Linked DNA regions of Homo sapiens: all the other regions are linked to region 2. The links are chromatin loops, found by intact Hi-C in ENCODE. Cell type or tissue: endothelial cell of umbilical vein. All regions are shown on one strand. Region 1 holds the start of SH3BGRL2 (SH3 domain binding glutamate rich protein like 2). Region 2 has its middle 34 kb from the start of LCA5. Region 3 holds the start of LINC01621 (long intergenic non-protein coding RNA 1621). Region 4 has its middle 83 kb from the start of SH3BGRL2.

What was found. Peaks named below come from ENCODE experiments on the same cell type or tissue, not always from the same donor. Only the 100,000 strongest peaks of a DNase experiment are listed, where the experiment ranks them.
Region 1: it touches region 2 in a loop (2.8-fold over the local background); 11 of 110 quality-filtered maps call a loop at or near these places.
Region 3: a loop joins it to region 2, with 9 times the contacts of the local background. A loop is called at or near these places in 36 of 110 quality-filtered maps.
Region 4: a loop joins it to region 2, with 10 times the contacts of the local background. A loop is called at or near these places in 77 of 110 quality-filtered maps.

What each region holds. Positions count from the first base shown.
Region 1 is chr6:79,627,230-79,635,229 of GRCh38, reverse strand. It overlaps SH3BGRL2 (SH3 domain binding glutamate rich protein like 2), which reads right to left and starts at 3,901. Exons shown (of 4, transcript NM_031469.4): 1 at 3,724-3,901. The coding sequence starts at 3,768. In endothelial cell of umbilical vein, no CTCF peak of the experiment used is centred here; DNase peaks (open chromatin) are centred at 419 and 3,979; H3K4me3 peaks cover 1,346 bases; H3K27ac peaks cover 1,247 bases.
Region 2 is chr6:79,567,213-79,575,212 of GRCh38, reverse strand. It overlaps a transcript of SH3BGRL2 not described here. Among named protein-coding and RNA genes, the nearest start is that of LCA5, 34 kb to the right of the region's middle. In endothelial cell of umbilical vein, a CTCF peak has its summit at 4,278; DNase peaks (open chromatin) are centred at 4,282 and 4,902; H3K27ac peaks cover 407 bases.
Region 3 is chr6:79,810,197-79,818,196 of GRCh38, reverse strand. It overlaps LINC01621 (long intergenic non-protein coding RNA 1621), which reads left to right and starts at 5,951. Exons shown (of 5, transcript NR_131786.1): 1 at 5,951-6,077; 2 at 6,647-6,670. In endothelial cell of umbilical vein, a CTCF peak has its summit at 4,145 (motif pointing right); a DNase peak (open chromatin) is centred at 4,166; H3K27me3 peaks cover 437 bases.
Region 4 is chr6:79,710,823-79,718,822 of GRCh38, reverse strand. No RefSeq gene overlaps it. Among named protein-coding and RNA genes, the nearest start is that of SH3BGRL2, 83 kb to the right of the region's middle. In endothelial cell of umbilical vein, a CTCF peak has its summit at 4,910 (motif pointing right); a DNase peak (open chromatin) is centred at 4,942.

The sequences.
Region 1 (8,000 bases), 60 kb before region 2:
AACTTTAATGAGGAGTAAAAGATTTTATTTACATTTTGAGAAATGTTAGTCAAGGCAAGTAGGAAGGTAAAGATTCTTCTGAAATCACACAACTAGGGCTCCCCCACTGCCAGGCAGCTCCATGTTCCCTGAGAAACAAAAGGCTCCAGGCAGCAGACAAGCTGCAGAAACTAAAGACATCTCTGAGATGCTAAGCACTACAGAGTTTGTCACCATGGGCTTCTTTCAGTCTTCTTTCAGGAGTCTACCCTGTCCCACCCAAAGCTCCCCCTTTCCAGCTTGAGCAGGATGGGCTCAAGAACTCTCTCCCAGGCTCCAAATCCAACCCAGTTCCTCTCCCTGCCATCTGCCTAAGGCTGTCACATGCATATTTTATGATTTCTGGCACATTTCCTCTTTATCTGACATCCTGCAATGCATCTCTCTGCCTCCTATATTTTTCTATCTCTGGTAAGAATGTTCCTGCAAGAAGCATGTGTCCTTAGGCTGTACTTTACTACCTTTCCTAACTCATCTCCTACCTGTGAATTCCTTGGAGACACAGATCACACCCTCTATTCTCTGGCTTCCCAGAAGACCAAGGACAGAGCTAGGCAAGCAGCAGACTCTTAGAAAATACTTGTTGAATGAGTAAATGAAATAACTGACTGACGGAATAAATGAAATAATTGACGGATTTCAATGTTTTTAAAGTAAAAAGTCATATTCACATATTTCCTGGACAAAGTTACTAAGACTTCCCCTTTCAGGAATACATCCAGAATAAATTAAATTTTAAAATGACATTTCTATGAATATATTATTTTCTTAGAACTGAGAACAAAAAATTTCCCTACAATACAATGTGAATGAGTAGCAACATGGTCAGTTGAATAAGAAATCCGATTTTTCAGGTATCTGTAGCATAATAATGTGGCATTGCTTTTGTTTCCTAGTAAAAACTGACTTCACCTGGAGCCAGGGAAGACAAAAGAGGAATCATTCCTTGGTGTTAGTTATTCCAACTGCTGAAGCTGGAGAGCTTAGGGGAATCAGAAGAAAACAGGATGATTTTCTCTAAATAGATTGTTTAAATCTATTGATGATTGAAGCGGAGCATCTTTTTGGAAATTCTGGGACTTACTTGGCTAAGTCTAATTCTGGTCACATCCCTTCCTTGTGGTTTAATAAACTTCAGCTAAAACCAAACTGACTCAAGAATCAAATTATTTGTTCTCCCATGCACTTGCTCGTCACAGTTGGGTACCAAATGAAACACTATCAACAGTCAACCCAACACTTCTGGAGGGAACACATCATGGCTACGCCACTAAAGCTTAATATAGCTTAATGCTACTGGCCCCATTAGCCTCGCCAGCCCAAGAATTGACCTAAATATCCTCACTGGTTCTTAGAAATCATTATTCTTACATATGAACATAACCTTAACATCACTAAAAGTATGGATATTACAGATAAACTGTGTACTGATATAGGAGATAAAACTACAATTGGGGAGACTCAATGAATAACTGTATTGATATAAGATATAATTGAGGAGACTGAACAAACAAGGATTTTCTAAAACCTGAAAAGACTGGGTCTTCAAACAGCAGAATATTAAAATAGATAATTAGTGTTTATAGTCTGTAAGCATGTGGTAACTGTGTATGTCTTCTAACTCAAATGAAACCATGTCAGAACACATGCTACGAGGCAGGGCATTGAGGGGATCTGAGCCTTCACAATAAAATGTCCAAGGAAAGAAGACTAATAGGTATATTATTATACTAATAGGTATTATACTAATAGGTATAGGTATACCTATTACCTTGAGACTAATAGGTAGGTATATTGTTCAAGCAAAAGAAGCTGTTATAAGGATTCATCCATATTTACTCACCTGGTGAAGTCAAAATACTTTAAAGCTAGAGTGTGCAATTCTGAGTTATCCATGAAAATCCTTCATTTTACAGAAGAGAAACTCAGGCAGAGATGAGGTACCTTAACCAGGCTTACACTGCACTAGTTGGGGCCCACACTAAAACTTAAGTCTCTTAATTTTAGCTCCATGTGCAAAACACAAAACATTAAATTTAAAAGTTAAAAAGGCACACAGCAGGCAGGCAATAAATATTTGCCAATGGCACTGAAAAAACAAAGATGTGGAGTACCAAAACTATCTCAATATACTACCTACTAATAGAGTAAGCCAAGTCATTACCTTGACTTGGTCCGACTTGCTCCAAAGTAGCCTAGGCTTTATCTCTTGTGGAAGGGATAAAAACCATTCCTTCCATAATCAATATAATGCTATTGGGACAATTATTGAAGCATGCAAGTCGGTGGTGAAACCAAGAGCTTTGTAGCATTCTTAGTAAGGAGTGCATTTGAACAAATCTACCCTTGAAACAGTGCCAGTTTGCAAACACATGAAGTGTGGCTTCAGTGGGGAAATCTACAAAAGGCAGGCATGACTAAGCAACCCAAATAGCTAGAAACACCAGAAACTGTCAGAAGTCTGAGGACCCCAACATGACTGCACATAAGTGTAAGTTGGATTTTCCCATCTATTGTTTCTAGTGCAAATGGGGGTGGAGGGGCTTTGTATGATCGTGTTGGTTTCTTTTTAAATAAAAAACTTCAGTGGTGTACAAGGATTTTCAAACAATATTTTATTCCATCCTCCACTCCACCCACTTAAGAAACAAATTTTGGAACAATCTGACTGAGCTACTGGGCAGACAATTGACCAGACCAAATTTAAGCAATCTACAATGCACTTTTTGATGTTACTTGATTATATATGTCACAAAGGAGGCTCTTAAATCTATAGCTGAACTCTTGGTTAAGGAAACCAAGTCTCAATAATCATGTAAAACACATGTGCTATGTCCCTTAGTGGGCTGTCAAATATACTAACTACTGAATTTTCCTTAAATTCTGACATCTCTAGCTATTTAACTTTCCTTTCTTTAAAAAAATTTTTTTTCTCTAAAAAAATTCAAGAACATCCACCAAAGAGAATAGCTAAAAATAATTAAATAGAAAACCACAATTCATAGATCCCCAGGATAAAATTTCCACAGCATTACAGGTGGAAAGAAAATGCGTGCATACACACACATTTACATAAAGATGTAAAAATATTTATGGCACCCTAAGAAAAAAAATGACAGTGAAAGCAAACAATCCTACCACAACAGGACAAACCTAGTTTTACTATTCTCTTTGCGCAGGTATAAAACTAAACAAATGCACTTGCTGGCGGGGAAGGGAGGACAGAGAGCAATTCCCACTTAAACTTGCTTCATTCAGGAGCTAGGGTAACAAACCAAAGCAGCAGAAAAGGCTCCCGTGCAAAACATAACCAGTCTGAAGGTCCCAAATCGGGAAGAACTAAACTAGGGGAAGGGGGATCCCCGAAGCTCTTGAACAACCCGTTCCCCAAATTTCCATGCCACACAACAGGAGCTGGGGGCTTCCCTCGGACTCCATTTTCAGGCCGCGTTGTCTGCCTTTCAGGCCACGCAGGGTGGGCATTTGGGTGAGGCCGGGGTCCCCCACCCACCTTTCCTCCCCGCCCTCTTCATTGTTGTCGGAGTGTGATGGATCACCTGCCGGGCGCGGGCTCCCGCGGGCGGACCGGCTGAGCGCAAGGACGCGCAGTGACGAGCGCCGCGCGCCTCCCGCAGGACCCGCGCCCCGCGACCCCAACCTACTGCCCGCCCCCACCGCGCTCACCGCCACGAAGCCCGAGGAAGAGGCGATGAACACGCGGATGACCATCCTCTCGCTGCGCCCGGGACAGACCCCTTGCCCCCCGGGCTCCGGGCTGGCGTGGACGCAGAGCTGAACCCAGCTACGAGCCGCCGGCAGCCTCTGGGTAAAGCGCTGCCGTCGGGGAAGATCGCTGGGATCTGGCTCCCTCCCGGCGGGTCCGCAGATAAAAGCCCAGCGCCGCCCGGCCGCAGGCTGAAGGGGAAGGAGAGGGAGGAGGAGGGAGCCGGCTGCGGGGCTTGATGGGATTTGTAGTTTCCGTCTCTCCCTGGAGTGGCTGGTGGACTGAGCTCCCCTCCTGACCGCGCTTCTATCCCGAACACGCGCAGGTGGCTGGAGGGGAGCCACAGCCCGGGCAGAAGCTGTGAGGTGGGTTGGCAAGGATCCTGGCTTGATGAGGAAAAAGCAAACTAGGCAAAAGGGCTCGGTTCAAAGTCCAAGCTTGGGTTCTGTATTGTGGTTTATTGGTTTGGAGCATCCACACCCAGAAATGCCAACAGACACGATCGTGCTGCGGGCACACATCGTCTCAGGGCCGCTGGCGTACCGGGCAAACCCCAGCTACCTGAAGCAGGCGGGATCGGCGAGCCGGGTGCTTGGGAGGTGTGGGCGGTGGGGTTGGGCTCGTTTGTTTGTCCAGTAGCACTGGAGATTGCAGAAAGGTGATTCTTTTGGGTAAATGAGAGGTCTTCTCTTGTCTGTACACACTGAAAATTAGAAACCCAGATGGAAGCACAACCAATATTTTATTTTTCTCAGCAAAACTGTAATTGTAGTAGAAAAAAATAAATACCAAACGAAATTGGAATCCTTCTATCAACATTGGAAATCAGGACCCTACCTGCCCCACCCCTCCCTACACAATGGCTTCGCCTCTGTGCACCTAATATTTACAGTTCAGCCAAATCTGTGCCTTTTTCAGAACCGCTGCACATTCCAGCGCAGTTTCCCAGGAGGATGCTGTTAAATAAAAAGCTTCTATATAGTTGCTAATAGTTTAGGAATAGTTTTTTATCAAGTGCTTTCTGTTTGACAAAAGCTCAAGCCTCTCTCTCAGTTTTGTCGAAAGGAACCAGTTTTCCCTGCTGTACTGTATTTACTTTTTTCCTTTCAACACGGGAGTTTAGCAGAGGTCTGGGAACAATGTTAATTAAGAAAAAGTAAGAAATTAGATGATGAGGTCTCTGGCTCTTTGATACATTTCTTGCACAAAGAGCAATCATTATGAAGTATTTTTTAGAACAGTTATGAATATTTCAAATTTATAACCTTTCCTATTGCTTTTCTTAAAGCCATTTCTGTAGTAGGAATCTTTTTAAATTTCCTTCAATAATAGAAGAGACACTCCTAATGGGACTTTATTTCTTCTTCGTGTTTAAAATTTTAAATAGAAGTTTTGCTGTCTTTAGTATCTCTCGGCAAATGTACTTTAATTTTGCTACCATAAATGTGGAAATGCACGTTTATAAAATAGAAAATAATTTTCTTAAAAGTAGATACCGTATTTCCTATATAAATGCAAATCTTTATAAAAGTCAGCATTTTCTTCAGTTTGGAATTATTCAGCTATGAAGATATAGTTAAACTCAAATAATTGGAACTCAGAGCCTACTCTGTGAAAGGTACAAGAATGGATAAAAAGTTGAACGAGTCATTTCTCTGTCAGCAGAGCACCTATTGTCTAGGAAAGAAAAAGACAGATACAGAAATAGTGACAGAACAAGACACACTGTACTAATACAGTGTTGTGTGGATGTAAAGGAAAAAGGTGGCCATAGAAGGTACTTTAAAGATGAGTAGAATTTCTGTCTGCAGATAGGGAGGATGCAGGGTGAGACTATTCAGGGTGTGTGAGGAGAACAGCAAGGAGTTGGTTTTGCTTCAGAAAGGAATATGAGGGAACTAGTAGAGGACAATGCTGAAAAAGTAGGTTTGAATGAATGCCAACAAAGGACTTTCTCACTGGGTTATCTGCTCAGCTCCTTGGGATTTCTGCTCCTTTCCTCTGATCCTAGAGGTTGTAAGGGTCCCCCAAGCCCTGTACATACAGCAGGGCCTAACCCTCTGACCACAGCTTATTGATCTAGGAGTGAGCACCTAAGCCAAGCAAGGCCAAGCAACATTTCTACCCTAAAGATTCAGAATTGGAACTGGGAAAACAAGAGAGCTTGAATTTGTGACATGGAAGCTCAGAGCTTCCAACATGAGAATCAGAGAAGCTGAAGAAGCTAGTCAGTAGAAAGAGAACAACAGAGAATTTGTAAAAAAGAGTTGGAGATAATAGCTCTAAGTTTTAGAAAGAGTCCTGACAATACTGTAATCTAAGGGTCCTCAAACTATGACCTGTATGTCAAATGCACGTGGCTACCTGCTTTGTAAATAAAGTTTTATTGGAACACATTCCTCTTGGTATTGTCTATGGTAGACTGACAGAGGTCGTATGGCCCACAAAGCCTAATACATTTACATCTGGCCTTTACAGAAAAAGTTTGCCAATCTCTGATCCTGTTCAACCTGTTCCTATATCCCTGCTCTTGAGGGCTGTGTAATATCCCTATATCTGTAAGTTCCTCATCTTGCTTAAGCCACCTGAAATAGGTTTTGTTTCATGGAACCAAAAGTGCCCTGAGAAATTCATAAGCGCTCTGTGTCCAAATGCATTCTGAGGAACAGAAGGATATAATCAGAATTATACTTCAAGAAGAATCCTCTATTTTTTCCACCCTGAATGAAAAGGTTCACCTTTTGACCTTGTATGCAGGAGAAAATATGTTAGCAATCCAGTAAAACAGCAAGGCCGGTATGGAGTTGAGACCCAGAGTTGGTAAACAAAGTGGAAGAGTACCTGAGAGCAGAATGCAATCTAGGATATAAGATAGAGGTCCAAGATCAACACCAGCTTATCAGACCACAGAGAGTATTAGATGCCAATCTGACAAATAAGGTCTACAGATAGAGCGGGTAGCCAAAACTGAAAGATGAGACTAAGAAAATTGAGCAGGTCATTAGGCTTGAAGAAAGTGGCTCCCATGTTGCCTAGGACTTTATCCCCTTTACAAGTCCTGGTAGACCATATGGCTAGAATGTTTTAAAGTAGGGGTTCTTGACCTTTTTTTTTTGTGGGAGTAAGAGGAGTGCCAAGGACCCTTTAGTAGTCTGATGAAATCTATCGGTGGTTTCTCAAAAAAAAAAAGTTTCTAAATATAGAAAATTTGAAAGTATAAGGTTACAAAGGAAACTATACTGCAAAACAATTACCAAAATGTTAAAATTTTGATATGATAATATGTATGATTCTTTATTAATGTATTAAATATTAAGATTGGTGGATCAAACGGCCGTCATGATTTTGAAGTAGTAATGGGAAAAGATAAAATTTTGAGATATTTGCAATCATTGGAAAATATGAAAATGCCTGTGATTTCTATTGGTAACAAAGTCACAGTGTTGTTGCTATTACAATGGCTTAACTACTTTCATAATTGAAGGAATTGGTAAATTTCAGTTAGAGTTTAGTGAAAAGATAAAGATGTGATTTTTTTTCTCATTCAAGTCCATGAACCCCCTAAATTCTATCAAGTCCCTTTAGGCTGGGGGTGAGGGGAGATCCAAGAACCCCAGGTTAAGAAATCATGATGTCTGAATATATCTAAATCTACAGAAGCCTATTATTTTGCCTAAGAAGAAAACATGGAAAGAGACAAGAAGGAGCCATGAAGAGTCCCTTGGAGATCTCCTACACTTAAGAATTGGAAAAAGAATGAGGAATTAAAAATAGTAGAAGAGCAACCAGAATAGTACAAAACTGAAAGAGTATGCTGTCACAGAAACCAAGAGAAGAATTTTAAGTTTCAAAATGTAGAGACTATCTAAGAATGTTAGCCTGAAAGTCAAGAAAGATTATATTGAAAATGAGACTCTCCTTTGGCAAATTTCATCACCTCCATAAGCCTCAAGTTTCTTGTCTATAAAATGGGTATCAACAATGGCTATCAATCAATATTCTAATGATAATTGACTACCTTTAGGATATTATTTAAGTTATGCCATACGGTGCCTGTCAACCCACAGCCCTTCTAAAGGAAACTCTCAGGCTACCTGGTCACAGATATTTGGAATATTTGGACCACATTTGTGTTCTTCCCCCGGCATGACCTATTGCAGCTTGAAATTTACAACATATGTGACCAGGTCGGAAAATACATGCAGGTCCTTCAAATTCCTCTTTTAGGAATTTATAG
Region 2 (8,000 bases):
CAGCAAGGTGACTATAGTTTTTTAAAAAAAGAACTGAAAAAGCTTCATCTAAATGGACATTGTGGTTGATGAGAGATGGCTGTAGTTCTTTGTTATTCTTCCCATTGAGAGGTAGGTCTTCTTCCTTCCCCTTGACTGCTTAGATCAATCAAGTACAGTGGAATTGACATCATACTCCTTCAGGGACAAATCTGTAAGGACTGTCAGCTTTCATTTTGATTTTTGGTTGACCTGAGATGCCATGTAAGAAGTCCAACTACCCTGTGACCGCTATGCTATGAAAAAATCCAAGTTAGCCACCTAGAGGGGCTTGTGTGGAGAGAAGAGAGAGATGTCCAGCCAGCCCTTAGCTGTTCTAACCCCCAACCATCTGAGTCATCCCAGCTGGGCCCCAGACATCAAAGACCTGTATTTGCTGTGCTTTGAATAAATTCCTAATGCCAGAGTCATAAGATATACCACCAACAAATTGTTGTTACATCACTAAGTGATCTGTTATTGTAGTAAAATGTACATAACATTAAATTTACCATTTTAGTCATTTTTAAGTGTACATTTCAGTGGCATTAAGTAAACTCACATTGTTTTATAACAATCACCACCATCTATCTCCAGAACTTTTTCTTCTCCCCAAACTGAAGGACCACTAGATTTTAGAATAGTTTGTTACACAGAGAAGAAAACCAGAATATTTTACCCCAAAAATGTTTCCTAGACATAAAAATTATTTTTGAGCTGAAGGCAATTGAATAGCAACAAAGAGAGGAAAATCTCTCTCTATCCCCCGCTGTTCTGCCCAAAGACAGGATGTAAATTCTCCTTTACTGGAGATAACTTAGCAACTCATTGATGAATTGATTTCTGGAGAGAAGGCACCAGAGAATCTGCAAACAAACCTCATTCCATTAGTTTCTCCCCATATATTCCCTTCCCACAGTTTCCCACCTGTGGAAGGCTAAAACCACTTTCCTTTGTCCTGTCATTTCTCCACAAATTTATTGTTCTTTGTTGAAGATGCTGTTAATAATTTAAGTCAGAGTTCTAAATAACTGCTTTGAATTACTTTTCAGGCAGGATTCTCCCACATGATGTGCTCTGCAAGCATGAATAAACTTGTTTTTCTCCTCTTAATCTGCTTTTTGTTAGCGGTGTTCTAGCTAAGAACTATAAGGGGCTCAGGAGAAAAATTATTTTTCCTACTCAACAACAGCAATAGCTGACCCAAACAGACACACATAGAATCTTGTACCTAGTAATTAGAGAATTCAAGAGGAAATACACAAATAAAACATACAAAGGGTGCAAATGAAGAATTGAAACTGTGTTATTTGCAAAAAATTAATTTCCACAGAGAAAACCCAAAAGAAACTAATGACAAATTGTTAAACATAGTAATACATTCAGCAAGTTTAAATGTATGAAAATCAATTGCATTCCTCTACATCAGCAATAGTTATACAATATAATTTTTAAAGTAACATTTAAAAACAAAAATAAGGTATCAAAAATTTACCAATAGTTGTGCAGACTTTAAGAAAAATTTATAAGCCTTTATTGATACTTTAAAAGAGACCTACTAATATATCATGTATGTGGATACAAATACTCGGAACATAAAGATATCAATTTTCCTTCAAATTCATCACAATTCCAGATTCCACCAAGTTTTTGTTTTGTTTTGTGGACTTTAACAAAGAAGGAGTCATTAGAATCCTTCCAAAGAAATGAGAGAACATAGGGCAAAAATAACCAGGTCACTCTTGAAGAAAAACTACAAAGTGGGACCTCATCCTGATATTAAGACTTAATAATAAAAATATTATAATTACAATAGTGTGGTATTAGCAAAAGAATAGGGAAAAGAGAACAGTGGAAGGAACAAAGAATCCAGAAACAGATCCAGGCCCGTATGGAAACTTGAGATTTAACATCAGTGGCATTGCAGATCAGTAGGGAAAGATAAACCATTTAATAAATACTGCTGAGATGATGGGTATCTATACAGAGGGAAAAATAAAATTGGATTTCTACCTCACATGATGTACAAAATCTGCCTCAAGTAAAGACCAACATATACAAAGTAAAATCTTCAAACTTTTGGAATAAAGTATAGAAGAATATTTTTGTGCTTTCAGAGTTGGGAAAGATTTTGATATCAATAAATAGAAAATGAAACCTTTAAGGAAAAGATTATGAATCAATTAGACCACATTAACATTTAAAATGTCTGTGCATCTAAAGACACCATTTTAAAAAGTGAGAGAAGACAAACCACTAACTAGAGAAGACATTTGCAATGCATATTGGCAACAAATATTTAGCATAGAGTATGTGTACATATATATAAAATGTCTACAAATCCCTACCAAAAAATCAAATAGCAATTAACATGAACACACATGAAAATGCTCAATCTCACTAGTAATAGAATAATTGTAAATAAAAATAGGCCAGGCGCAGTGGCTCACGCCTGTAATCCCAGCACTTTTGGAGGCCAAGGCGGGCGGATCACGAGGTCAGGAGATCGAGACCATCCTGGCTAACACAGTGAAACCCCATCTCTGCTGAAAATACAAAAAATTAGCCGGGCGTGGTGGCGGGCGCCTGTACTCCCAGCTCCTCGGGAGCCTGAGGCAGGAGAATGGCGTGAACCCGGCAAGCAGAGCTTGCAGTGAGCTGAGATCACGCCACTGCACTCCAGCCTGGGCGACAGAGTGAGACTATGTCTCAAAATAAATAAATAAATAAAATAAAATAAAATAAAATAAAAATAGATGCCATTTTATACCCATAAAATTGGTAGAAATGTAATCTCATGATACCAAGAGTTGGAAAGAATTTGGAGCAGTGGGAAATTTAATATATTTGTGAGACTGTAAATAAATTGATATTACTACTTTGAAGAGCATGCTTTACATATTACGTGCACGAAGATATCATATGTGTATACAACGATATCATCAGGTACATTAATGAAATCTAAACATCTATCAACATAATGAGGAAATAAATTGTAGTGTAATCATACAGCAGAAAAAATGAGTTAATACTAAATGCAATGTGGTATTCTGGATTGAACTCTGGAACAGAAAAAGGACACTAGTGGAAAAACTGGTGATATCCAAATAAAGTTTGTGGTTTAGGTAATTAAAACATACCAATGTGAATTTCTTAGTATGGACAAATGTACCATTGTTGTGTAGGATATTAAAATTAGAAGAGGTTGGGGGAATGGTGTATGGAAATTCTCTGTATTCTGCAACTTTTCTGAAAGTCTAAAATTATTCCAAAAAAAGAGTTTATTTTTTAAAAAATGAATAGAGCTTCTTAGATCATTATGGGTAAACCTCACAAACATAATGCTGAGAAAATAAGAAATTGCAGAACACACATATAGTATGTAACCAAGTATATAAGTTTAGAAGTATTGATACATTATGTTTTATTTAATGATATATATGTATATAGTACAATTTTATACATATACTTAAATCATAAACACCAAATTAACTATGCCATGAAGGTAAAGGGACTTGGCTGTGATCAAAGGGTGTTACCAATAGATTTTAAGTTTTTGCAGTGTTTAATTTCTTAGGTTGGGTGATGGATATGTTAATTAATTTGGCTGTGGTAATCATTTTACAGTGTGCATGTATATCCAATCATCATGTTGTACACCTTGAATATATACAATTTCTATTTGCCAATTATACCTCAATAAAGCTGGGAAAAAAACCTAGTAAGTCTGTCTAGGTTATTTGTCAGTGGTGACAAACAAAGCAAAGCAGAACAAAACAAAACCAGAAAAAAGTGATTTTGACTTCTTACAGGTTCTGTGTTTATAATCTAATAAAAGCAAGTCATCTTAAAAATAATCCTGATTATTTCTTTTACAATGTAAGATGGTTTTACTATGTGTAAATAGATAAACAAGTGGCAATGTCCTTATAAGGAGAAAGGAGAGACGTTCATTCAGGAGAATGTGCTAAGGTTAGGGACAGTTCTCTACCATACACACTGCCTTGTAGAAACTCCATCAGAGACAGAATACCAGCATTAATGCGCTTTCATTCTTGATTACAGAACAAAGCTCTTTTAAGGTTTATTCTTAACTAACAAAGCATCTTTTTTATATCCAGCTGTTTCCTATGCTGGAGAAACAACAATAACAACAAACAGGTTAGTTCTATAAAATGCAATTATGTAATTTTTGGAGGGCTTCGATGTATTTTCAATTTGTTCTTCCATTTGTTGCCACCAGTACTGAGGCTCCACCTAGGGCCCTTTTCTATAATTACATTCATATTCGTTAAAGCTAATCTCCTTTATGATAGCAATATGTAAAGCAGTTATGCAAATAAAACAGAGTGCTTGAGTTTTTGTTTTTTTCCCTGAATCTAATATATGAAAATTAGATTTGCTCACTCCCAGGAACTGACCCACTGCTAAGGCAGTGAACCACCATGGGTTCTTGCCAGGCAAGGAGGTGGTTAACATCTTATCTCTAGCCTTGGAACATTGCCTTCAGGAATGCAGCCAGGTTACTTTTGAAACAGGTGGTCCCAGTTCTGGCAGGGTTGGTAAAGTGGAGAAACAATTACCTTCTTGTGAATCACAAGGACAGATAGAGGAGGCTTAAATCAGATGGAGGCAGAGAAAGATCACAGGGCAGACCTAAAGAATTTGCTTTAGAAGTTACAACATGACATTTACAATTGTGGTTGTCTTCTTTACCTTTTATATTTCTGTGAGTTGAGTTTTCAGTATTTTACTCCTAGTCCAATGTGCAATTTGTTTTTTGATTCCCTATCTTTCCAGCAGTGAGTAATGCAAAATGATTTGAGCTAGCACTCCAGAGTGTTTTGCCTCACACCTGCCATCTGCCTGCTTAGTCACCGTGCAACCATCCTTGCCCTAGATGATGATTTTTATTTGATATAAGAATTGGCAGGCAACAGTTGTTGTGTTAGGAGATTTCTGGATTCCCAGTTTTCTTTATTCTTGTAATGATAGCAGCATGGCACATTAATGTTTCAGATATTCACTTGGCTTTTCCTTGTAACTACCATATGTTCTTAAAGATATTTAGTGTGGGGAGAGTTGTGAAAAAGGAAGGGGAAATGGATTATTTTTAATGTTATTTAAAAATTGTAGACATGAAAACCATTGCTACTCAGCACAAAGCAAAGTAGAAATCTCTCAATTTATCCGTAATCTCAGCCCTCAATTTCAGCAAAACTATCCTTTCTGCGTGTTCCCATTGACAGTCTTACTCTATACAGTTTGGGTGTAAATTCTCTACAAAGGAAGATACAGGTATAAAGACAGAATTCCCTTTACAGACAGTAATTGGAACCAAGCAGACACTGTGATTAAAGAGACTACTGTAGGTATGCATTCGGACAAGTTAGGCAAAGAAACCCACTTTAGAATTAGGATACAAACCAGAAGAAGGTTATTTAGCTTAATACATATGTAAACCAAAAATAAAATTCTAAGCACCCCCCTGACCCAAGGGCATTCCAAAGTTAACCTGAAAAAAGTTGTTGGCCTGAAAAAGTTCAGGCCAAGACAGGATGGGAACGTTGGACATGCCTCATTTTACCCTTCCGCCTTTGGAATTCAGGCACAATTGACCAGCATTAACATTAACACAGAGACCTTAAGACTAACAAAACAGACTCTTAACATAACCGATAGCAGGCCCTGAAAGAAATCAAAGTATTTTACCCCAAAATATATTTCTTTGAAATGCCCTTGCAAAGCTGTCTCTTGGGAGAATCTCTTTCCCTTACCAGGTCTTTTTCCTGACCCAGGAGAGAATTAACTAAGAGTCTGGCACCTTTTTAAGTCTGATAAGAAACATTTACAATCTATTCTCTCTGAAGCCTGCTACCTGGATAAGAATAAGAACCTTGTTCTCCACAACTGCATATCTTAACCCAGACACTCCCTTCTATTCATTCCAGGTCTTTAGGTAATAACTCTTTCAACCAATTGCCAATCAGAAATTCTTTGAATTGACTTATGACCTTGAACTATCCACCCCAAGCTTCAATTTGTCCCACCTTTCTGGACAGAACCAATGTATATCGTACATCTTACAATGTACATCGTACATGTATTGATTGATGTCTTAATTCTCCCTAAAATGCATAAAACCAAGCTGTAGCTGGACCACCTTGGGCACATGTTCTCAGAATCTCTTGGGCTGTGTCACAGGCCATGCTTACTCATATTTGGCTTAGAATAAATCTCTTCCAATATTCTACAGTTTGACTCTTTCCATTGACACATATTATGCATAGTAACAAAAAAATTCATTTTTAATTATTTCATACATACTAAGAATATAAAATAAGTATGTACAATATAGATAAGAAAAATAAAATAAGCCTGCTCCCACCTACCACTGAGCTTAAGAATGAAAACTCTTACCACAATAAAATTCCTACTACAGAAAATTAAAAAGTTAGTTTAAAAAGAGTAAAAAACAAGAAAAGAATGAAGACTCTTAACATATTTTTGAAGTCTCCTGTGTACCCACCTAGCATCATCACTCCTCTCAACTTACTCCCATCCTTGCTTCCTAGGTAATCATTATCTTGAGCTATGGGTTATCATTCCTCCAATTTTTTTTGTTGTAGTTATAAAAATGTATGTATTCCTGAATAATATGTTTGTTGGGTTTTGCATGTTTTTGAATTTCATATACATGAAACTGCAATCTATATATTCTGTCACTTTCATTTTCATCAGCATTATGTCTGAGAGAGTCATTCACGTGGACACATGAAGCTATAGTCTATTCATTTTCACTGCTATATTTTAAATATTTCATTGTATAAATATACCACAGTTTATTTCTCCAGTCTCCTGTCAATGGTCCTTTATGTTGGTTCCAATTTTTTACTGTTAAAAACAGTGCTGCAATAAATATTTTAGTACCTGTGTCCTTTTGCACATATGTGAGAGTTTCTATAGTCTGGGGTGTATACCTACATGTGGAATTGCTGGGTGTTAGGTGTGCGCATCTTCAGGTTTACTAAATATAATCAAATTATTCTCAAAGGGGGTTGGACCATTTAACCCCTCATTAGCAGTATTAGCAGTTCCTGTTGTCCCTAACCTTCACAAGCAAGCTGATTTGTCAGCTTTAAAATTTTTGCCAATGTTTTGGGTACAAAATGATATTTCAGCTTTTTTCTAAGTATGAATGAGGTTGGACATCTTTTTATGTTACTAGTCATTGGTTTTTCCTCTTCTGTGAAATGGATATCCATAGTCGCTGCCCATTTCCTATTGGTTTCTGTGTCTTTACTGGAGTTATAAAAATATAGAGAATACTAATATTTTATTCTAATTAACATGTGTTAGAAAAGTGTTCTCCTAGTCTATGGCTTGTCTTTTGTCTTTTCACATTTTTATGGTGTCTTTCAATAAACAGAAGTTTTAATTTTGATAGTTGTATTTATCTCTTTTACTTTGCAGATTCTGCCTCTTTTTTAAATCTTTTTGTAACATACATTTGCAAAAATAATCTATTTTCTTCAGGAAGTTTTAAAAAGTATAAGTAAATTCCTGCCAGAAATTTATTTTTTGGTTATGACATGGGTCCTTGTGGAAAATGAATTTTCCAGGCACTGTTTATTAAATTGTCCGTTTCTTCTACACCTCTCTAAAATTGCAGCCCAGTCTTCTTTCACATATGTAAAGGCCTGTCACTGAGGTTCCTGCTTTTGTTTCATTGGTATATTTACCTATCCTGTACCAGTAACATACTAGTGAAACTTTAAATAATACTGGAAATATTACTGGCAAATTCTCTCTACTTCTATATGTACATTTCTTCTTCAATAGTGTATTGGCTTTTTTCTTCCTAGATATTCTTGACCTTTTGCTTTTTTGAATAAATTTTAGAATTAGTTTATCAGATTCCACAAAAATGATTTAATAAACTTTTTCTGAAGATTTAGTTTCATTCATTATAATTTTTCTAT
Region 3 (8,000 bases), 240 kb before region 2:
AAGCCTTAAAAGCACCAGACTTCACTGAAGTCTCCTGGTATCCTTCTTGAATCACTGGCCAAGATTTCCTGCTTCTGCCCAAACAGATTTTGAGTACTCCTGAGGCTTGGTGCTGGTAACATCCATGATAATTGTTGCAGATTTATTTTCTCTTTTGGGAGGTGGGAGTTGTTTTCAGCAGAATCCATCAATTTTCTTAGATTTTTGTGTGATCTTACCTCCCCTTTCTCTGCTCAAACTTTAATTGTTTGAATGCCTGGAACATAACCTCGGGTCCATGTCTTCATGATTTCTTTCTCCCCAGTGATTCGGATCTAGGACTCTCAACTAGATCTAAACGGACTGATCTCTTCTCTTGTGTTCCCATCTCCACATAAAACTGCTTACTGTGCATCTTGGCTTAAATAAGGTATTTAAAACCAAAACTATCCAAATAAAACCTTATTTCTACAGTCTCCACTCACTCTTGTTTCTTTCCCTGTGTTTCTTATCTTAGTAAAAGGCATCACCATTCATCCAACTGCTCAAAACCAGAAAAATTGGGAGTTATCCTTGTTTCCTTTCTTTACTTCATGCATTGTTTCCAAATCCTCAGTAAGTTCTGTCATCCTGTGAAATGCGCCCAGAAGTATCCATTTCTCTGTATCCCCACTGCTAGTATCTTTTTTTTTTTGAGACAGAGTCTCGCTGTGTCGCCCAGGCTGGAGGGCAGCGGCCCCATCTCTGCTCACTGCAAGCTCCGCCTCCCAGGTTCACGCCATTCTCCTGCCTCAGCCTCCCCAGTAGCTGGGACTACAGGCGCCCGCCACTGCGCCAGGCTCATTTTTTTTTTTTTTTTTTTTTTTGTATTTTTAGTAGAGACGGGGTTTCACCGTGTTAGCCAGGATGGCCTCGATCTCCTGACCTCGTGATCCACCCGCCTCGGCCTCCCAAAGTGCTGGGATTGCAGGCCAGAGTCACCGCGCCCGGCCCCCACTGCTAGTATCTTAATCCCAACCGCCATGATTTCTTGCCAGGATGATCTCAATTGCCTCCTACTGGCTATTCTGCTTTCACTCCCTTGTGACTCCTTCTACCAGGTACACAAAAATGATTTTTAAAATGTTGGGTCATATTACTCCTGTTTCACTCTCCCCCTTTTTTTAAGAGACGGGTGTCTCACTCTGTCACCCTGGCTGGAGTGCAGTGGTGCAATTACAGCCTTAAACTCCTGGGCTCAAGGGATCCTTCCACCTCAGCCTTTTGAATAGTTGAGAGCACAGGCATGTGCTACCATGCCCTACTTTTTTTTTTTTTTTTTTTTTTTTTTTTTTTTTTGGTAGAGACAGGGTCTCCCTATGTTGCCCAGGCTGGCCTTGAACCCCTGGCCTCAAGCAATTCTCCTGCCTTGGCCTTCCAAAGTGCTGGAATTATAAGCATAAGCCATGGTCCCGGCTTTGGTTAAACTCTTCTAATGGATCAAATAAATTATTTAAATATTGCTTTCTCAGCAAGGCATTTTCTCATCACCTTTTCTAATGTTGTATGCCCCCTTCAGCACTGTTTATCACACTATCACTTTATCCTCTTTATCAACTCACTTCCATCAGTATGATCTTGTGTATTCTTGTTTATTTGTATATTGACTATTTCCTCCACTACAACATAAATGTAGCGTGCGTGCCTTTTTTTGTTCAGTAGAATATCACAATGCCTTAGCATAAGTCTGAGAAGGTAGTCGCTTTTAAACAGACAATTGCGAATTGGTGAAAGAAAATCTTTTAAGGAGTCTAATACACAGAAAAAGAGCTCAGAGCAAAGCTGTTCTGGTTTTATGGGAAGAACGGAGGGAACGGTTAGTTGTAATGGTAGACAGACCCTCACTCGAACCTTTCTTCTGGTTCCTCCTGAGGCTTCTCAGAGAACAACTTGAAAATCTGGAGCACTGTAGGGAGGGGAGAAGCCAGCAAGACAGAGCTGCCTTGGTCAATAATCTTTAAAATAGTTTTAAAACATCACTGCGATAAATCTGTTGTATTGGTCAGGGGTCTCTAGAGGGACAGAACTAATGGAATAGAGATATATACAAAGGAGAGTTTATTAAGTGTTAACTCACATGATCACAAGGTCCCACCATAGGCCATCTGCAGGCTGAGGAGCAAGGATAGCCAGTCCGATTTCTAAAACTGAAGAACTTGGAGTCTGATGTGCAAGGGCAGGAAGCAGCCACCACAAGAGAAAGATGTAGGCTGCGAGGCTAGGCCAGTCTCTCTTCAAATTTTTCTGTCTTCTTATACTTTAGCTGAGCTGGCAGCTGATTAGATTGTGCTCACCCAGATTAAGGGTGGGTCTGCCTTTCCCAGCCCACTGACTGGAATATTAATCTCCTGTGGCAGCACCCTCACAGACACACCCAGGAGCAATACTTTGTATCCCTCAATCCAATCAAGTTGACACTTAGTATTAACCATCACATTAGTAAAAATAGTAGCCAGGGTCTATTCATGGTTTTATACATTACTTGCAAAATGCCTTTCATTGACACGGAAGCCTCAAATAGTAACAAGCAAACAACTAAAAACTTCCTTTGCTGAGCCGAAACATCTTTGGTAAATAGTTTTGTGATAGGTATTTGAATGTTGCTTGGGAGGGCTATCAGCCAGGCCACTAGCAAACAAATCCTCAAGCCAACTAGGAAAGTCTCTAAAAGTGGGTAGGCAATAACATTGGGAAAACAAACTGTAAGCGTGGTACTGTTTTCTGGCATCAAGTTATTGGTTTTGTCACTGAAATAGTAAACAATTCACTTCCCAAGAAGTTGTCTGGTTTAGAAAATTGCATGTAATAAATTTCTTATTCTGAACATTAAGAAAGCAATAAATAATTTTAAGAAATTATTTTTTCCCATTATCCAAAAATATATAACAAATATTTTCTTTAAAAATATTGATTTGTAGGGCTACCTTTCCCAAAATATTCATACGTCTTGACCTTGCCTGGAATAAATGCATGATATTCTCAAGGGAATACATCTCATTTGACAAAGCCCACCACACTCCTCCAACCATAATGACGTGAATCCTGGACAGATGGCTAGACTCTCTCACAAGCCCCAAAGCTCTATTGAATTCTTGCCTTAATGAAAGAATAATTGCTTTAGACTGTAAACTTCCTGATTGCTCTAGTGGAGATGATACTTAGGATGAGAAATCAAATATTTTTCAAGGCATTTGATTTTTTTATATAGAACCAAATTTTAATTATTTAAAAATTATATTTAAATATTTTGAAATAATGTTTTCACTTAAGTATTACAACTCCAAGAATAGGACAACAGGTTTTGGAAAACAGACCTATGCCTTGTAAGCATAGGCACAATGCAAATGTTGATTTGTTGACAGCTGAAAGTAGGAAAAAAGAAGGAACCGAAAAAGGACCAATCCTTGGTATTAGTCAGGACTTTTTAGTACAAATTCAGAAACCTCATATCACACTAACATTTATTATTATAAAGGCATTTATTGGCTCATAACTGAAACACCCAGCAGTACACATGGCTTCAAACACAACTGGAATTGGGGGCACAAGGGATGTCACCAGGTTCAGTTTCTCTCTATCTCAGCTTTTCTTGCTCTATGGTGACTTGATTCCCAGCTCCGCTTTGCAGAGCTTAGACAGCTTCCAGGCTCACACTGTTTTTACCATTATCTGTGTGAGTGGAAAATAGTACCTGCCTCTTCCTGGACTGTATTAGTGAAAGTGTCAGTGGGTCTTACTGGCTTTCTCTGAGCCAGTCACTGCAGCCTGAGGAATATCACAGATCAGAAAGGACTGCTAAGATCTAGGAGAGTCCAACCATATGTAGGTCAAAGTTACAGGACAGGGACTAAGGTCCAGGGAAGAAGATCCAGTTCCTGCCCCACTGATAGAGGCAGCCTGAATTTGGGCAAGTTTCTTCATCTCTCTCAGCTTCATTTCTTCTTGGATAAAAATTCCTAGTTTATAATGTTTAGAGGATTAAATGAAATAAATAAAGCACCTAACAGAATAGTAGACTCTCAATACATTTTAAAGATGATTTAATTTTTATTCTATTTCTTTTCTGGCCTTTGAGTCCAGTCACTGCATAAGCATCAATGACCACTGTCGCCACTAGGTGGCAATCATGTGATGGAAGGTAATGGCCTGACTTTCTGGCCAGTGAAAAATTAAGAATTGGCTGAAACCTGACAATTGGCAGTGAGAGGAAAGCGTGGGGGACTGTGAGTCCAATTCCTGCTGCACTGAAACCACGCTGTGTGACCTTCATCAAGGTCTGAATTGATCTATAGCCTGGATTTCCTCAAGTAAAACTTGGAGGCCAATTCAGTCTTCATTTGTCTATAAAATCTTTTGAATCTGTAAAAAGAGAGTCTTATAGAGTAATAACTGTGACTGTAATCTCAAAAGCCAAAAACTGTTCAACAGTCTTGATTGTTAATATATAGCTTAAAAATATGATTGTATGAAGCATAATCCATTCATTTATTGCTAAGTTTTAGCTACCCCAGGGATCCAAAAAGAGTTCATGCAATTTTGTAAGGTGACTAATGGGCTCGCAGAGATGCTGTCAAGTTATACACAGCCCAGAAAATCATCCTCTGAGGCATGCAAGTCAGAAAACTCACTATTAAAAAAAGTCACACTGAGCAGCTTCAAAAGTATTTTTCCGCCATGTAATTATGTTTTAATGCTAGGTTCTTAAAATCACTTGGAAAAGAAGAAGCAGCTTAAAAAATTTCAGGTCTGAAATGTGTTAGAAGTATCTGGAGCAGCAGGAGGATGAATCAGGAAGTGACATTTAATTGGGTTTAAGAACAAAAATGATGACTCTCCACTTTTGCATGAATCAAGCCTTTATAACAAAGTTGAAATAAGATGATGTGATAAAAATTAGCATTTATCTGATATAATAGATTGGGGGGATATTGTATTTTCTTAATATGAAATTCTTTAGTATAAGGAAGTTATGTGCTGGTTCCATCTTGATTAGTATAAAAATCCTTGTAAAAGGAGAACCAATTGAAATTCCAGGGGTGTCCACACGTTTCTTCATTCCATGGAGATGTGGAACAGCCTAGTCTAAATACTTGACCTTTATTTCTCAGCATGCTTTTTTTTTAGGATAAAGCCTCCTGAATTCTTAAACCTGGAAGGTAGGGGCGAGGATTTGTTGGTGGCGTGTGGATCAAATGAGTTCAGGTTTTCTTTATCCTTTATAAATCTCAACTTTGCTTTACACAGTGCCTTATCAGAGGGGAGAGATCATTAAGGTATATATGTGGGGTTTTTTTATTTGTTATTTTTTTGCTGCTATAGAGGTATCTGAGAGAATGAGGACTGTTTTGCTTTTACCTCTCTATTTTTCCCTTCTCTATTTAAAGGAGGTAGCCAGAACCGTTGCCCTCTGGGTGGTTTGTTGTGAGGTCAGAGCAGAAAGCCCTGACCTTTAAGATTCCTTTAAGGCTTAAGATGCAGCATGCTGCCTGTGCCCCCAGTTTCTGATTCAGCAAGTCTGGGATGGAGTTCAAGAATCAAGAATTGGCCTATATATATAAACTTTAAGTTCTGGGATACATGTGCAGAACGTGCAGGTTTGTTACATAGGTATACACATGCCATGGTGGTTTGCTGCACCCATCAACCGTCATCTACATTAGGTATTTCTCCTTCTAACTGTAACTACGGGACCCACGTGCTGAGAACCACTGCATTAAGGTAACTGCTCCTCCTGGCCACCTGGAAACCTACCTCCCTTGCCTGAAACCTGAGCTCACTGAGAGGGCTGGCACGGGCGGGAATGGGTCAATGAGTTTGTCCAGGGAACATGGAAGCTTTTGAAATGGGAGGAAGGGACATTCCCAAAGCCCCTTTCTTGGCACTGCCCCCAGTCAAGCTGCTACTCAGGTGAGAATGCTGTTTGAAGGGAAGCAGCTTGGTGCAGAACCAGGAGAGCCAGCCGCCTCAGTTAGAGCCTCGGAATGAAGATTCAGAGCACTCTGGACCCACTGAGAGACTTGCTCATTTTCTGGGCACCAAATAATCCTCCCAATTTTTAGGTAAACCCAGGGAGGAGGGGAGGAAACAAATAATGAAGATTGAATTTCTTGCAATTCAGTGACATAGGGGATGGCAGCCATATTGAATTTGATTTGAAGAAAATAGGTATTTCCTGCCTACCCAACTTTTAGTAGATGCCACATCAACTACATGAATTTCTGGATTAAAACATACAATCTACATATATTAATATTTGTGGCCTTAATACAAGTTCTACCCTTGCCGTGGCTCTGTGTTCACTTGGCAGGGAGGGGCAGAGCTTATAAACTGAGCTGTGCAAATCTCACCCTTGTTCAACCATGTCTTGCTGAGCAGGCACATGGGGGCTGAAACCTAATCAGGCTGAGAGAAAAGGGTGACGTTTGCTAATTTTCTAATGTACCCACATAACTCCTGCATAATCTGACATCATATGAATATATCACACTTAAGGCATTTTCTCATTGACTTCTACGTGGTTTCTACTTTTCATTGCTATAACAAATATCCTAATACGTTTCTCCTGCACTTGTGGGTTTTTTTGAATTAGATACCTGAAATTTTGACTTGATTTTTTTTTTTCTTACAGAAATTCTGTCAATGGGACATGCATGTGAGTTTAGAAGCAATTCTTTCTTTAATATGCAGAGGCTTCTGGGAGTGCTCAGGCCATCAACCAAAGGTGTTCATTAGCCCATACAAGCTGCTTTCCTCAATTTCTAGATGAGATGTACTGTTATGAGAAAATGGAAGAAAAATTACAGGAGAACAAATAGGGAATTGCTAAGATATGTACATCTGTAGTGAGGAGAGGAGTTGGGGGCTTGGGGGCAGGGGTGAAATGCCTAGCGACTTAAATGACATAAGGCACTGATTTCTTGAGTGTTGAGTAAAGGGATGTTAGAAGATAGAAAATTGCCAAGGATTAGTTTGTAACTCAAAATTATAGCTCAGTCCAATCCCATTTCCCACTAAGAGGGGGAAACATCTTTGTCTCCCTCTTCTTTCCCCTCTCCCACAGGAGTAGCTGACTCCTCCCTGTTCCAGGACCCAGGGCTCAGGCTGACTTGTGTTAAGCTTCCATCTGGGTTAAACAGATTTCAGGAAGATCACGTGGAAAATTAAATGCCACCGCAGCATTGTTTCTATAGGAAATGAGTTTCTCTTTGCAAACAATTATTTGCTTTCGGTACACAACCACTTATCATAAGGAGGGAGCCTGTCTGTGCTTATAAAGCTTAAATTTGAAGGACTCCAGTTATCTTAATTTAAAATTAAAATAGCCTAATTTGAGAAGAAACCATGTTCTTAAATTTCCAATAGATGTTCCAATATGTATTTACTGCAATTTCTATGTTGGGGTGGTTTGTTGTCATTTTAAAAGTGAGGCTGGAACACTATAATATGTCCTGTCTTCTTTTTGCCTGTTAAACAAGGCGAGCTAGGGCAGCTTCTCAAAAGGCTCAAGAGGCACAGTCAGTGATCTCAGGCCACCCTGGATGGCGGGAGGCCACGAGAGGGGGCTTGCACCACCAGCTGCAGGGAATTGTTAAATTCCTGACCTAGTTTTTGAAACTATTCAAGGAGAAAGCAGGGACACAAATACTAGCTCTAGCCTCGTTCAATGAGACCACGTTCCTGTTTTCATTTCACTTTAGCCGCATTTGTTCGAGCAGCAGGTGAAGCGCCTTTCAAAAGACTGTCATCTCCAAGGGAAGTCATCTGTTTTACATTAATTGTCCATTAGTCTCCAAGCCTCGATCCATTAAAGTCCTCAGCCACTCATTACGTATATTGTGCAGGAGTCCTGCTGTCAGCTTTTCAATGCAGAGCTGTTTTTCTGCATCTGACTTAATTGCTCTAAGTGCCTGTTCCTTTGAGAGAGCCTAGAGTGTACCAATTAATGCTAACTTTTTCCTTGCTAGGTTGAACACATAAGCCAT
Region 4 (8,000 bases), 140 kb before region 2:
AAAACAACCACAGTTTATTATAATTTTTCATGATTCTGCAGGATATATCAGCTCGGCTGGGCAGGTCAGTTCCACATGATGTCAGCTGGGATTTCCCGTGTGGGGAGGCTGGCTGGGTCTCTCCACGTGGTCTGTCACTATGCAGTAGTCTAGCCTGAGCTCCTTTACATGGTAGCTGGAGCCCAAGACAGTGAAAGAAAAGGCTGCCAAGTCTCATAAAGCTCAGGCCTAAAATTAGAACTTCCACCACATTGGACCGGTCAAAGTAAGTCACCAGGCCAGCCAGATTCTAAGGGACGGAAAAGAGACGTTCCCTCTTGATGGGGGAAGTGGTCTGTAGGTACGAGGTGGAAAAGTGTATTGGCAGCTGTCTTCGTAGACAGTCTACATGCCTAGAGAAGTAAAATGATTGCTACGAGGACAAAAAGTAGTAATGAAGTGGAATCCAGCTTTTTGTCCTTTTGGCACTAAGAACTCCAGTCTGTATCTGTCAGACTCCCATTCCTCTCCCTCCAGCCACTCAATCACTTGCCCTTGTAGAAAACTGAGAGTGCTGGGAAAAGGGGTGCCATCTACTCTCTGAGACTGGGCCAGCCAGGGTGGAGCAACCATGGCAATCATGTTCCACGGTCTAGCCTTCAGCAGTGCGGGCCTCCAAACTGAATGAGAAGTGTCAAGAGCACTGCACAATAAAAGAGTAAACATCATTTAATATAGTTGTATTATTTGGAGTGTGTTGTGTCTGTGTGTATGTGGTTTTGATATGTGATATATTTCTCACTGTGGCTCATAGTCAAAAAATTTGAAAGCCATTTGCTTAGAACATAGCAGGTGCTCAATATGTGTGGCTTTGTTTCCTGGGTAGAAGATCCCTGGAAGCATACATTTCTTTGAAGATACTAAAGAGTAAATTACTGTGATTTAAAAAATAGCTCAATGTAGCTCGCGGAATATGATAAATTAATACTTAATTAAGAACCTAATGAAGCCTCCCCAGTTTCTAATACACTAAAGAATTACACCTGGGAGTGAAATGCAGCGAGCTTCCAATACACTGTGTAGCATGAACAGCTGACTGAGAAGCTGTTAGTTGTATAAGACAGTAAGAAGGCTTAACTCCACATACCTGTTCTTAATGAGACAGCACAAAACTTATGTCGTTCTAAATGACCAGTTTAAAAAGAAGATTCACTCCTTTCTTTCATCCGTTTTCCTTCTGTGAAAATCTTTATAGAGCCTTAAGCATCTCTGATCTCCATTTTCTCAGTTTTTACCTTATTGCTGGGCTCCCCATGTTTCAGTGGGCTTTTATAAGATTTCTGCCAAAGCATCCTCATGTTTAAGTGGCTAAACTGCTTCCATGAGAGTCCTTAAAAATAACACCTGCTACTAGAATTATACGTGTCCCAACTTACATTGCTTTTAGTAAATTTCTCTGGCTACCACTGGCCCTATTCTATTTCTATTCACTATTGCTCAATTTCAGTAATTATTTCTGAATTTTTGGTACATTAATAATTAAGGAATTCTCCCCAAACTCCCAGAATGTCAAATCTAAAGAATATGCTCTAGTGTTCATTTGACCTGACCTTTCTCTGAGACTTTCTTCCCCTTGGCTTTCCATACAATGCTTTCTACTGGTTTTCCTACTTCTTCAGATTTTACTTCCTTTTCTGTTCTTCAGAGCTTCCTGAATTGTCACAGTCACGGTGCTGTTCAGTGGTGAAATTATCCACCTGACTGTTTCACCTGTGCTTCAAACAATCTCAGGATGTCCAAAAGGAGCTTCATTAAGCTCCCTGTTTTGGGTAATTGCATCTGTCAACCAAGCTAGAACATTTGAGTCCTTTACTCTCCATTTCCCCAAGAGTTAATAAGACATCTCCATGGCCATGACCCTAGTTCAAACTCTTATCATCCATAAATTAACTTTCTAAATGGTCTCTGAGCCTTTATTCTTCCCCACATCACCTTCTCCCATACCTCATCTTCTCTTCTCACTGCCAAACTCTGTGATTTCCTGAAAACACAAATGTGATTGCTTCACATTCTTACTTTAAATCCATCAATGCTTTTCAATATCTACAGGAGTGCTTCTCACACATTAATGTGACCCTGAATCACCTGGGGATCTTGTTAAAATGTGCTTCTAGCCTGGAGTGGAGTCTAGCAAGGTTCATGTGATGCTGCTGGTCCTCGGACCACACTTTGAGTAGTGGGGGTTTATAGGTTAATTTTCAAATCTTATAGTATAGCATACCAGGCTCATTACAATCTAGTCCATTGCCCAGAATACATCTGTGATACCTCTATCATGTGTAACCTTTATTCCACCTCGATCCCTTGCATATGCTATTGCCTCTGACCAATGCTGTCTCCTCCCAGCCTTCTTCCCCAGGAAACTTCCTTCTACTGATTAATTAGTTGGTTGATCATTCATTCATTCATCCATGATTGATCTTAAGAATGACCTCCTCTAACAAGACCTTTCCGGCAGACTCTCCAAGATAGAATTAGGTAAGTGTCCTTTCACTGTTTTAGTAGCACTTTCATCCTGGACACTTTTCAATTATATCATCTGACATAGACAATAATGGAGCTGCTTACACATATATGTTCCCCACCCTTACCCTGCAGCCACTCTGTGGTTCCTTGAGGGCAAACTCTATCTTACTCTCTTTGTTTCCTGCAGGTCCAGCACAATGCCTGGCACAAAATGAGCTTTCAGATATTTATTAAACTTTGTGCTTTACTTATGAAACGCCTCTCACCAACGTTGCAGGCAAGGGGTCTGAGTAGGTCAGGAGACTGAATTAATTGACCTTCACAATTTCCTAGCCACATTTCTTATATCTTTTGTCATTCAGGAAAATAGGCACCAGCTGTAGATTTGTCCATATTAAAAAGATAAAAATCAAATAAAATTTCCCTAATAACAGAGAAATAGATGTTTTACAAGCTGTTAGTATGAAATGGTTCAATAATATCACATTTGTTTCACATTTCTTAACAATTCACCTTTGGGTCTTTATCATGGTGATCTTTTTTTCTTAATAAAAATCTCACTAAAATTTTCATGAGGCCAGTGGTGAGAGAACAGAACTATATTAAGAGCCTTATGAAAAATATATTATACATCTTTCTCTAGAAACTGTCTTTTAATAATTTCATTGGATCATCAACTGCTTATCTTCATTCTAGCTTTGTAGCTCCTTTTTCTTTTATCATTAGAAGTGGCTAATAAAAAGGTAGATTAAAATACATTTGGCTGTTTGACCAGGTTTGAACATAATTTCCAACACCATGAACACTGGGAAGCAATGTTTATGTAAGAGAAGATCAACCTCCTCTTTTTTGAGCCCAGAACAGATATTATCAGAGGAAGAACAATCTTTCTTAACACAGTTGAGCCATTAGGTACAGTTTCATCTTCTGCCACTTTCAGCAACACAATCCAATATCTTGTTAATCATGGAAACTGCTGAGCTGTTTTATACATTTCTATACTTTAGCATATGCTCTTTGCTCTGCTTAAAACTCCCTTTCCACCCATCTGTCTAACTCTTCCTGATTTGTCAGACTTAAGTCAAATATCACTTGCTTGAGGTATGTGAACTGATTGCCTCAGCTGAGCTAGCCTCTTCCTGAGTTATCTGTAGTCTTTTGCACTGCCGGAAAATCTGATTTATTTGCATGACCCCAATCCCATCCCATCAGAGGCAGAGACTTTATATCTCCTGTGCCTGGTTACGTGTAGGCTTATATAATGCTTGTGGTAAGTGGGATATAATGCCTTTGCCCTCCTTCCCTCAAGCCCACCCCCAGAGAGATCACGTCCCAATTTCTGGCACTTGTGAATGCATCGCCTTACATATGCAAAAGTGACTTTGCAGATGGAATTAAGGATCTTGAGATGGGGTGTTTATTCTAGATTATTACGTGGGTGGGCCCAGTGTAATCACAGGGGTCCCTTTAAGATGCAGGTAGGAGTGTCAGAGTCAGAGTGATGCAGCCTTGAGCCAAGGCTTATAGGCGGTCTCTAGAAGCTAGAAAAGGCAAGGAAACGGATTTTCTCCTGGAGTCAACAGAAAGGAAAGCATCCCTACAGACACTTTGATTTTAGTCTGTGAGATTCATTTTAGACTTCTGACCTCCTGAATTCCAAAACATATTTTCGTTGTGTTAATTAAGCTACTAAGTTTGGGTATAGGAAACCAATAAGGTGCTCGATTAATGTTCTTTTGCAGAACGCATGAATAGAAAAGTGCCTCTGGGCTCATCTTCTCTGTCATTATGTTCTATCTCCCTGAGCAGCATGGAAAGCCCAGGTGAAGGGAACCCCAGGTGATGGCTCTCAGACCTGACAAGAAAGGTACCTTTCACACACCCATGGCTTCTGTCCCCAGCGTTCTGCTGGCCCAGCTAGCACAGCAGTGTGCTCCGCACTACAGCACTCCACCAAAACGCAAAGTCATGTTTATGTGCGTATTTTCTATTGCTAACCAATGCAAAATCCTGTGATTGGTGCTATAGGGAATCTTATGTGGTCTATGATTTATTTTAAAATTCTCTAGAACTCCTTGAGAATGAACACTGCAATCATGTGAATTGGAGCATAATGCCTCTGGCCATGGGCTCCTGCTCCCCGTCAGGTCTCCCCCTCCTTGTTCCCCCTAACAAAAGGAGAGGAATGCCCACCTCCTTCCAGAACCCAGGTTTCCTGACCCGCTTAAGTAACTTTCTGAAATACTGCAGCTTCCCCTTCCCCAGACCTTCATTTCCAATTTAACATAAATAAATCTCATATACTATAATAGACTTTTTTAAAGGGTAGATTTTATTTTCACAGCTATCTTCACAGGTTTTTTTATTTACCACGGTGAGGGTTAAAATGCAACACAAAGCCCACCCTGTAACTATACTCAGAGATGAGGCCTCTAGGTGTCGCTACCACCCAAGTCCTGTTATCAAAGGGCACTCGGCTGTACACATATGTGCCACACATTTAGTATTTTTTCAAGATTATACAGCAAATACATATATTATATATATATATATTTAATCACAGAACCTCACCATTTTCTTCTGCTCCATACTAACTCAAGTTTTTTGAGCAAAATTCTAACTGAGAGTAAATGATATACCTGATTACTTTTATATATTGTTCTTTAGTTCTGTTTCCCATGTCAGCACTAGAACATTCTGGATTTGCTTGACTATCAGAAGTATTTGTTAAAGGTGCACCCAGTTCCACAGACACATAAATAATTGTTTTTTTAATACAGCACTATTTTTTTTTTGCGGTATTTTCCCTTCCACTAGATTTGCATGCATTTTTTGGAAACAACTATGAGTTGATTTGGGTTTTTGAAAGCAAGTGGCAGCAAACATTAAAGGGCAGATGCACTTAGAGTTCTGGAAATACCCTGAAACTTCACTAGTCACTAACACTTGGTCCTTTCCCATTCTAAAATTTCAATTTATAAATGTAAGTGTATGGTATTTTGAATCTGAAATGAACGCTGGGTGGGAGAATTTAGAAGAGTTTGGAAAGGATGAAAACCTGCCCTCCAGTACCCCCTTTTCTGATTTCATGAGAATGTTTCTACACATTGCTAAATTTGGAAGACTTGCCTGTCTTGATTTGAAAATATGCGACAAGCTTTTACAAAAACCGTCAGTTCCATTTTTCCTCTTTATGCTAGAATTGTTTCCTTTTTTCATGAGTGTCCTTATTTATGCCATGGCATTGCATGATATTCTTCCTATTACACTGATGTGTAATTATTGCATTTTACTTCTGATGGATGCTGTAGGTCACATTTCATAGCCTAGGCGGAGACCTGAATAATTGGAATGTTTTATTTAAAGACAGTCCTTGCATCACTCTCTCTCTCTCTCTCTTTTGAGACAAGAGTCTCACTCTCACCAGGCTGGAGTGCAGTGGTGCAATCATGGCTCACTGCAGCCTTGTCCTCCCGGGCTCAAGTGATCCTTCCACTCAGCCTCCCAAGTAGCCGGGACTATTGGCGTGGACCACCACACACGACTAATTTTTCTATTTTTTATAGAGATGGGGTTTCACCTCGATGCCCAGGCTTGTCTCGAACTCCTGGACTCAAGCAATCCCCTCGCCTTGGCCTCCCAAAGTGCTGTGATTACAGGCGTGAGCCACCACACCTGCCTCTCACTTTTTTAAACTGAGACTTAGTAGAACTAAAAATTAAGACTAATGTCCCCCTATATATGTACATATGTTCATACACACACACACACACACACACATATATCTAAAAATGAATGTTTTCCAAATCTTACATTTAATATTTATGCAGTCATTTTCTGACAGATTTGCATATAACCAAAGTTATTGTTAGGAAAGAACTTTGACTACAATCAAGGTTATTGTAAGACGAGAGAACATGCTGTTTTTATCATCCACCCACTTGCTCTACCCAAGAAAAATACTGAACAGCAGTTAGCTCATATTAAGGGCTATATCTAGTAACTGCTAAACCGTCAGACTTCTGTCAGGCAAGCAATTCATGTTGATTTCTGACTTTAGAGCTGAAATTAATAAGGAGCCCATGAAGGCCAGAGTTTTTCTCAGGGAAACAACCCAAAGGTTATATTAGTGACAGAACTTACTGTGCTAGTTAAGGGTTAAAAAATGTGTATGAATATAAAAGAACATCAATCAAATGGAAATAAGTGGGCAGTTACATAATAAAATAAAAATAAATAGTCTCATGATTTGGTCTGCTTTCATCGTAAGCCAGCTGTAACTCTTCCTTTTGGCTGTTGGCGAAACCAGAATGTTCAGTTAACTAATACTTCTGTAAAATAATAGTCCCAGATCTCCCTATCTGTCCCTGGCCTCCATATTAATGCCTAACAAATTCTGACGTTATGAGGTGAGGTTAACTAGCTCCTGGAACTAACACCAATGTTAAGCACTGATTTGTAGACATCTGCAAAATCCATAGCATAGAGCCTATGAATTAAGTGGGTCCAGAGGCCTCTAGTACAGCCTCCTTGCCAACACAGATTCTCTGCTACTGTGGGTTTGGCCACAGCACAGTGAGGTAAACACTGCATAATAAGCTCCTAATATGACAGAGCCACACTGGAAGTTACTTTCATATTCATTCCCAACAAAGTCCAGAATGGCAGGGGTACTGTGAATACCTATTTGCTACTCTTGACTTGATAAACATGTCTTGCTGGTAGGAAAAACCCCAAATAGTGATGGGAAAATCAACAGAAAACAGGCGCCTACCAAGGGCTCAAGCATCAAGCCGGAGAGACACTGGTAAGAAATGACATGTCCTAGACAAGCCATCTTTTGAAACCAATTGCTTTCTCAGTAAAATTAATTTTTCTTTTACTTCAGCCTTGCTTAAAGTTAATAAAGGGAAGATGTCTGGCAGGATCATCTATCCATCTATCACCACCCACTTAATCACTAGGCACCATGGACCGAGAGTCTGGGAATGCACAGAATCACCGGATTTAATTGGATCTGGCACCTCCTATTTCCTAATCACCTTCTTTGTCTTCCATTATAAGTAAGACCTTTTAGGGTGAATGAATAGGTCAGAAGCTACAGACAATTTTTTTTTCAATTTCCTATTTGCCACAGGAGTAACTTAAAAACAAAAAGAGAGCCAATACCTAGGTCCTTTATAGAACCATTGGGCTTTTTGTATTTATCATTTTGAAATTAAAGAGAAATTCTAGGGCTGGGCTAAGACCAAAGCTCTAAAAACAGATTTGTGTATATCACCAGAATAACTGATTACATGAAAAGTCATTTTTATAAGCAGTAAGTATGCACTTCAGCACCATGCTTTTTCCTTTAAATTAAATTTCAACAGCTTTGTGGAACCGAGTATAGACCCACAAAGTAAGGATGGCCAGAAGCCCATGTTATATTCCCAACCTTGCATCCTCCTGTCAGTTATATCTCTTATAAGCCACTCATTAGCTTGGTTAATAAC